Regions from separate parts of the Homo sapiens genome. Here region 1 is linked to region 2. A link is a contact called in ENCODE Hi-C data. All regions are on one chromosome and are shown on one strand. The core of a region is the stretch at or near the end of the contact, and the rest is flanking DNA. Distances in the headings are between cores, read along the strand shown.

Region 1 (4,600 bases), core at 664-3,163, 4.7 Mb after region 2:
TCCTTGATTAGGTTGCCTCAGAGTTACTAGAAGACTCTCTCTCTTGATGAAGCCATGTTGGGGGCACACATGGCAAGGGACTGAGGATAGCCTCCAGCCAACAGCCTGCCAGGCAATCAGGAACTGAATCCTGCCAACAACTGAATGAGCTTGAAGCGAATGCTGTCTGGACAACATTTGAGATGATCCATCTTGACTGCAACCTTGTGAAAAGACCCTGAAGTTGAGGACCCAACTAAGCCACACCTGAATTCCTAACCCACAGAAAATTTGAGATAATGTGTACTGTTTTAGCCTTTAAATTGTGGGGTAATTTGTCACGCAGCAATAGAATACATTATCTGCCCCCTACAAAGCTCTTGCTCTCTATTGCACCCCCTTACCCCAGCACGGTGCTTTGCAGCTAACAGATTTAAGTATACTTATGACTGAAATAATTAATGAACAAAAGCTTAATATTAGGTCAAATTCTAAGCGAAAAGAAAGTTAATTCATCAGTTCCTCATGCTTTCAAAATGTCAAGGACCAATTGAACAAAATTCATTATTTTCTCCCAAGGCATCTCCCAAAGCACAGTTAAAAGTCCCATAAAACTCACAAAACCAACCAAAAATCTACACACACAAAAGCAATAAAAACTGATACAGAGAGGTATATCCAATCCAGCAGGTATTTCAATATGTATAAAATATTGTGTTCTAGGTCAGGCGCAGTGGTTCACGCCTGTAATTCCAGCATTCTGGGAGGCCACGGCGCGAGGACTACTTGAGCCCAGGAGTTCAAGACCAGCCTGGGCAACATAGCCAGACCCCGTCTCTAAAAAACATACAACAACAAAAAATCAGCCAGGTATGGTGGCCCATGCCTGCAGTCCCAGCTACTTCAGCCCAGGAGGTTGAGGCTGCAGTAAGTCAAGTTCGCATCACTGCCCTCCAGCTTGGGCGAGAGTGAGACCATGACTCAAAAAAAAAAAAATACATATATATATATACACACACACCACACACACACACACACACACACACACACACACACACGTACATATAGAACTCTAAAACACGGAGCAGATTTAATGAGAGAAATCTTGGGAAGGTTCATATGTTCTATAGGTCCTCAAAAACACGGATATGCCCAGGAAACCTGACTTTCACATAAATTGGCAACTGCAGACGTGCAAGTGGGCTTTCTCGGGTCTCTCATCTTATGTCTCAGCAACCTTCCCGGGAGCCTGAGAGCTGTCCAGGTCACAATGTTGATAACCGGCTGCCATAGATAGGTTGCAGCTTCTCGGGCTCAGTTTGACATGTGCAGAAGAGCCTCGGCCCGCCTAGAAGAAACATTAAACTCCTCGCATGGGTCGGGGAAACCAAAGAAGGCACGGCAGCCTCAAGATCCACCTCGCTTCTTAGAACTTTTTTTTAATGGAGTCTCTCTCTGTCGCCAGGATGGAGTAGAGTGGCACGATATCGGCTCACCGCAACCTCCTCCTCCCGGGTTCAAGCGATTCTCCTGCCTCAGCCTCCCAACTAACTGGGACTACAAGCGCGCGCCACCACGCCCAGCTAATTTTTGTATTTTTAGTAGAGACGGGGCTTCACCATGTTGGCCAGGATGGTCTCGATCTCCTGACCTCGTGATCCGCCCGCCTCGACCTCCCAAAGTGCTGGGATTACAAGCGTGAGCCACCGCGCCCGACCGCTTCTTAGAACTCTGAAATTTAAGGTCAAGCCCCCTCTCGGCGCGCGGGGAGCCGCCGCGGTGCGTCCCGCTGCCGCACCAGGCAGACGGGCCCCAGCTCTTCCCTCTCGCCCTTCAAGCTGCCCGAGCCCACTCACCCACGGAGCAGCAAGCCCCGCAACTTGAAGGCGGAGAGCGCCCGGCTCCGCAGCCGCTCCGGCGCCATATTTGCGATTTGGCGCCACCGCCGCAGCTCCGCCCCTTCCCGGGCGCGCCCCTCCCAGCTCCGGCCTCGGCCCTGGCCCGCGTGGCGCTAAACCCTGTTAAGATCCCTGCTTGGTCTCCGCTGCCTGCGCCGCAGCAACTCAGACCTTACAGTTCGCAACCCCGGACCGAGTAGGCTGAAAGTGGAGACCACCTCGCGCTCCTTTGCTGCCGGGAAACTGAGGGCCAGAGCGTCTTCCCTGGTGTCGGGCTGCGTTGAGCCAGCCACAGCGCTCTCACCGCTGCCCTAGACATTGCAGGACTGCGGCCGAGCTTCCCGGACACAGGATCCCCCTTCTTTCGAGGCCATGAGAGCTGTTGGGTTCCCTACTTCGCACAAGCTCTGGAAATACTGTGCCTCGACATTTACCGGAAGCTGTTATAAATCTCCATCGCTCCCACCTACCCCGATTTTTATTTAACTTGAGGGCTTCGTATGCGCCATGCACTGTCATAAGCACTTTAAATGTGTGAATTCATGTGTTGCTCATGACAGCCCAGTGAGCTGTCTACTGTCTTTTCCACAACAGCCTCATTTTACAGATGAGAAAACTGAGACACAAAAATGGTAAAGGACTTGCTCAAGATGAAACGACGAGTTAAATGGTGTAGTCAGGATTTGAACTCAGTTATTCTGATTTCAGGTGGACTGTCAATCTGCCACACTTCAAAACGCTTGCTCCAATGAGTTGACTAACCCGTGGAGTGCTTATAAGTAAACACGCGGCTTATAAAACAGGAGGATGATTTCACAGTACCAATATAAAGTGACCTCCAACGTATACGGGTTTTTTTCTTTTTTAAAAAAAAGCGAAGTTTAATGAAGGAAGGGAAACAAAAGTATATGTATTTGTTTTTGCATTTTAAAAACCTCTGGGCCCGGGCGCGGTGGCTCACATCTGTAATCCCAGAACTTTGGGAGGCCGATGCTGGCAGATCACTTGAGGCCAAGAGTTCGAGAACAGCCGGGCCAACATGGTGAAACCCCGTCTCTACCAAAAAAAAAAAAAAAAAAAAAAAATTAGCCAGGCGTGGTGGCGCGCGCCTGTAATCCCAGCTCCTGGGGAGGTTGAGGCAGGAGAATCTCTTGAGCCTCGGAGGCGGAGGGTGCAGTGAGCCGAGATCGTGCCACCACTCCAGCCTGGGCAACAAAGCAAGGCTCTGTCTCAAAAACAAAAAAAGCCGGGCGCAGTGGTTCACGCCTGTAATCCCAGCACTTTGGGAGGCCGAGGTGGGCGGATCATCTGAGGTCAGGAGTTCGAGACCAGCCTGACCAACATGGAGAAACCCCGTCTCTACAAAAATACAAAAAAATTAGCCAGGCATGGTGGCGCATGCCTGTAATCCCAGCTACTCGGGAGGCTGAGGCAGGAGAATTGTCTGAACCCGGGAGACAGAGGTTGCGGTGAGCCGAGATGGGGCCATTACACTCCAGCCTAGGCAACAAGAGTGAGACTCTGTCTCAAAACAACAGCAACAACAACAACAAAACAACTCTGGAAGGTTAAATCAGAGACCACAAAAATGGTTAACTACAAAGGGGTGAGGGGATAGGGATGAAAGTGAAAACTTTCTTTACAGTGAGACTTTTAATCCATGTGCATGTTTTACATATTCAAAAAATAGAAAATAAAAAGGTGAGCTTAAAATTGAATGCATACTAAAACTAATACACCTAATTGTATATTAAATTGGTAACATAACATCACAAGTGATTTTTGAACACAGTTCTCTTTATTTAGTGAAATATTTTTCAAAGACAAAAAGTACAAAGAAATTTTTAATTTTTATGTAAGAAAGGATAGGAAATACGAATAGAAAGACATATAGTTAATTCTCATTACTGTACCTGTGATAGTTAGATTTTATAAGTAGCCACCAACAAATAATTATTGAATACTAAACCATTCCTACTAGGGGAAGTACAGAATTAGGTTCCTGTGAGCCTCTGGTGACAATGTTTTCATCAACTGATCAACATATAACCTTGTTTTGTTTTTTTTTTTTTTTTTTTTTTGAGACGGAGTTTCGCTCTGTCGCCCAGGCTGGAGTGCAGTGGCGCGATCTCGACTCACTGCAAGCTCCGCCTCCCGGGTTCACGCCATTCTCCTGCCTCAGCCTCCCGTGTAGCTGGGACTACAGGCGCGCGCCACCATGCCCGGCTAATTTTTGTATTTTTAGTAGAGACGGGGTTTCACCGTGTTAGCCAGGATGGTCTCGATCTCCTGACCTCGTGATCCCCCCGTCTCGGCCTCCCAAAGTGCTGGGATTACAGGCGTGAGCCACCGCGCCCGGCCTATAACCTTGTTTTATGTGTGTTTTTATGTAAAGACATCTTTACATTGTGATTCGTTAACACTGAACTCAGGGCCAAGAGCCCTATAACTCATAGCTGAAGGAAGCTTATTTATCACATGTATTTTCTCCATAAGGCACTCCCACTCTCAAATAATTCAACAAAATGAAAAAGACAGACACACACATACCAACAAACATAAAGCTAGTATGGTAGTATTAATAATTATTAACCTGGAGTGGAAGATACACAGGTACTCTTTGAACTATTTTTTCAACTTTTTTTGGTTTGCTACTTTTTATATTAAGAAATTGGAGAGAAAATAATCAATTCCAGTTGCCCAGCTTTCTCTCACAATCTGAC
Region 2 (3,992 bases), core at 1-2,500:
TTCAAATGATAACTTAGACTTTTCGCACGAGTCATTCAAAAGTAATAGTATTATTCCTTCAAAAAAAAAAAATATCTCTTCCACACTCCAAAGCATTCAGGCTCACACTAGACACTCCAGCTCTTCCACTGTGTCCGTTTAAGTATCACTTATGAGGAGAAAATGCACACAAAATTCTCAGTTCGCCTAAAATAAATAAATGTCTACTATCATTCCTAAATCCACAAGGCAGAATTCTCTTAGAACCATGATGCCAAGAACTTCCACCGCAAGTGAAATTGTCTTCGCAATCTCTGTCTCTAGGAGACTGAAAGGCTGCAGAGACGCTTGAGGATCCTGCAGGGAGGCTAGGGCGGCAGACGGAGGGGGCGGAGGTTAGGGGAGAGTCCCACAGAGGAACTGCATTAGAAGGAAAGATTTTGATAACGTCTAAGGGAGAGGCGGTTAGCTACAGGGGGAAAAAAACAGACCTATTTCCATATTATGTACGTTGTAAAGAAAACGCAAAGTGATGAGGGTAAGGAAACGTTGCCAAAAACAAACAAACAAAAACAAAAAAAAATTAACCCTCTGCGGCCGGAGGGTTAAGAGAAGTCGACAAAAGGAGAAGGGGGAGGCGAATAAAGGCCCCAAAGACCAGGAATTGAAAAAAAATACCCGATTTGTGAGCTTGGCCGTGGTCCAGATCTTCTGTCCTGATAAGCAGATGGCAAGAGGAAAGGATCGCAGTTACTCAGGGTGGTAGAGAGTAACGCGTTTACAAGGGTGACGAGCCCTGCACAAGAAGATGTCGCCTCTCTTTCCACCTGCTCCGCTCAGTCCTTTGCCTCTTACTCTAGCACCAGTGGCATTCGGGCAAAACACTGCCAAAGCCTGCACCGCTGGAGGACAGCAAAAGGAAAATACCTGAGTCTCAGTAATCACACGGGCAGCGACAGGAGGAGGAACCGCGGACAACTGGAGCCTGGGCTGGATCCTCACTAGCTCCGGTCAAACCCTAACTCTTACGGGTGGGGCGGGCAACTTCCGCCCAGAGCAAGGAAAGCGTCACATCCGTCAAATGGCTTCACCCCTCCTCCCTTCTCCGCTGTAGCTGCGTTTACAACGTTCTGACTTCCTCTTCCAGGAGACTTTGGCCTAGTCTCAACACCTGACGTGGACTACATAACCCAGCATTCATCACGGCAAGTGGATTTCCGGGTCAAGAGGTCCGCGCTGGGTACATCACCATGGAAGCAATCGGTTTGGTCACGTGGTGCCCTTGGTTACGCCCGGTGGCAGCTGTGGGGTCTAGGGCTCAGACGGGGGCCATTTTGCCAGAGGCTGCCTCCCGGAGTTGGGGGCGGCCTGGCGGCAGGCTGAAGCTGTTCTTTTGCCTCTTCTGCAGCTTGGGGCTTGGAGAGGATCTGGAAGTCTGGGCTCCATCGAGCCCTTTGGAGACGGCAATGGTTTCTTCCAACCACCACCACCTGACAACCCTGCATGGCGGCTGCCCCCTCCGCGCTGCTTCTGCTGCCGCCCTTTCCAGTCCTCTCTACCTATCGGCTCCAGAGCCGCAGTCGTCCTTCCGCCCCAGAGACCGATGATAGTCGAGTTGGGGGCATTATGAGAGGAGAGAAAAACTACTACTTCCGTGGAGCTGCGGGGGACCACGGTTCCTGCCCCACTACAACTTCGCCTCTGGCCTCGGCCCTCTTGATGCCCTCGGAGGCAGTCTCAAGCAGCTGGTCTGAGTCTGGAGGCGGTTTGTCAGGGGGAGATGAAGAGGACACTCGGCTCCTTCAACTCCTCCGCACTGCCCGGGATCCTTCTGAGGCCTTCCAGGCTTTGCAAGCTGCTTTGCCGCGGCGGGGCGGTCGACTTGGCTTCCCCCGACGCAAGGAAGCTTTGTATCGGGCACTGGGCCGAGTGCTTGTGGAAGGAGGTAGTGATGAGAAGCGGCTCTGCTTGCAACTTCTCTCGGACGTTCTCCGGGGTCAGGGGGAGGCAGGCCAGCTTGAAGAGGCCTTTAGCTTAGCACTTTTGCCTCAACTAGTTGTCTCGTTACGGGAAGAGAATCCAGCCCTGCGGAAAGATGCGCTGCAGATCCTTCATATATGTCTGAAACGTAGTCCTGGAGAGGTGCTGAGAACGCTTATACAACAAGGACTGGAAAGTACCGATGCCCGACTTAGAGCTTCCACAGCACTACTGCTTCCCATCTTGCTTACTACTGAGGACTTGTTGCTTGGTCTGGATCTCACCGAGGTGATAATATCCCTAGCCCGAAAGCTTGGTGATCAGGAGACAGAAGAAGAATCTGAGACAGCTTTCTCCGCACTTCAACAAATTGGGGAGCGACTTGGCCAAGACAGGTTTCAATCTTACATTTCTCGTCTGCCCTCTGCCCTGAGGAGACACTACAATCGCCGCCTGGAGTCCCAGTTTGGAAGTCAGGTTCCTTATTATTTGGAACTTGAAGCCTCTGGATTTCCTGAAGATCCCCTTCCCTGTGCAGTGACTCTTTCCAACAGCAATCTTAAATTTGGGATTATTCCTCAGGAGCTGCATTCACGATTATTGGATCAGGAAGACTATAAGAACCGGACCCAGGCCGTCGAAGAACTAAAGCAGGTGCTGGGAAAATTTAACCCTAGTTCTACTCCTCATTCTAGTCTTGTTGGCTTCATTAGTTTGCTATATAATTTGTTAGACGATTCTAACTTCAAAGTGGTGCATGGCACACTTGAAGTCCTGCATTTACTGGTTATTCGCCTTGGAGAGCAGGTACAGCAGTTCTTGGGACCAGTTATAGCAGCTTCTGTCAAAGTGCTGGCGGACAACAAGTTGGTGATCAAACAAGAATACATGAAAATCTTCCTCAAGCTAATGAAGGAAGTAGGACCTCAGCAGGTGCTTTGTTTACTCCTGGAACATCTCAAACATAAGCATTCCAGAGTGAGAGAGGAGGTGGTGAACATTTGCATCTGCTCCCTGCTGACCTATCCTAGTGAGGATTTTGACTTGCCCAAACTGTCCTTTGATCTTGCCCCAGCTCTTGTAGATAGCAAACGCAGGGTACGCCAAGCAGCTTTAGAAGCTTTTGCCGTATTGGCATCATCAATGGGCTCAGGTAAAACCAGCATCCTTTTTAAAGCTGTGGATACAGTTGAACTGCAAGATAATGGAGATGGAGTGATGAATGCTGTGCAGGCCAGATTGGCTAGGAAAACCTTACCAAGGCTCACAGAGCAGGGATTTGTGGAATATGCAGTACTGATGCCATCTTCTGCCGGGGGTAGGTCAAACCATTTGGCACATGGAGCAGATACGGACTGGCTTTTGGCTGGTAACAGAACTCAGAGTGCACACTGTCACTGTGGTGACCACGTGAGGGATAGCATGCACATTTATGGATCTTACAGCCCAACTATCTGTACCCGAAGGGTATTAAGTGCAGGAAAAGGAAAAAATAAATTACCATGGGAAAATGAGCAACCTGGAATCATGGGAGAAAACCAGACCTCCACTTCCAAGGATATAGAGCAGGTATGCTTCTCTAATTTTCTTGAGTCGAAAGTGTGAAGAATTTAAATGAAAATATGCCCGTGATGACTTAAGGGTCAGCCTGCTTGAGGGAAACATGTTATGCTTTGTTTTAAATTGATTTTAAATCCATCTGAATGTTGGTACTCATTATAATGGTACAGATCACAAAGGACCATTTAATAGGCTTCCTGCTTGATAGATTTAATTAAATTTGAGACACATGTGATATAGACAATACCAAGATTCAGTTTTAGTTACTGTAGCATGTCAGTTTATCTCATTCATACAACAAACATTGAATACCTAGTACGTGCCAGATAAAGAGCTAAATTCTGGGAATGAAGATGAGGCCAGTTTCACACAGTATAGGAAAAAGGTCAGACCTGGGAATTAGCAGTTAACAAATTCGTTAAGTGCTAAAGTAGAAATATAAAGAGTCCTGCAGGAATACTGAAGACAGAAAA

What was found. A loop is a pair of places that touch in the nucleus more often than their neighbours do. Pooled maps may share reads with other maps.
Region 1: a pooled map shows a loop between it and region 2 (7-fold over the local background). The contact joins the promoter of POLE2 here to the promoter of TOGARAM1 in region 2. A Hi-C loop is called at or near these places in 9 of 50 pooled maps.

What each region holds. Positions count from the first base shown.
Region 1 is chr14:49,686,301-49,690,900 of GRCh38, forward strand. It overlaps POLE2 (DNA polymerase epsilon 2, accessory subunit), which reads right to left and starts at 1,914. Exons shown (of 19, transcript NM_002692.4): 1 at 1,836-1,914. The coding sequence starts at 1,903. RefSeq lists enhancers at 1,151-1,912, 1,913-2,672 and a silencer at 1,977-2,026.
Region 2 is chr14:44,960,940-44,964,931 of GRCh38, forward strand. It overlaps TOGARAM1 (TOG array regulator of axonemal microtubules 1), which reads left to right and starts at 1,251. Exons shown (of 20, transcript NM_001308120.2): 1 at 1,251-3,528. The coding sequence starts at 1,483. KLHL28 (kelch like family member 28) reads right to left here and starts at 1,008. Exons shown (of 5, transcript NM_017658.5): 1 at 907-1,008. RefSeq lists enhancers at 75-164, 679-1,193, 735-1,544, 1,194-1,708.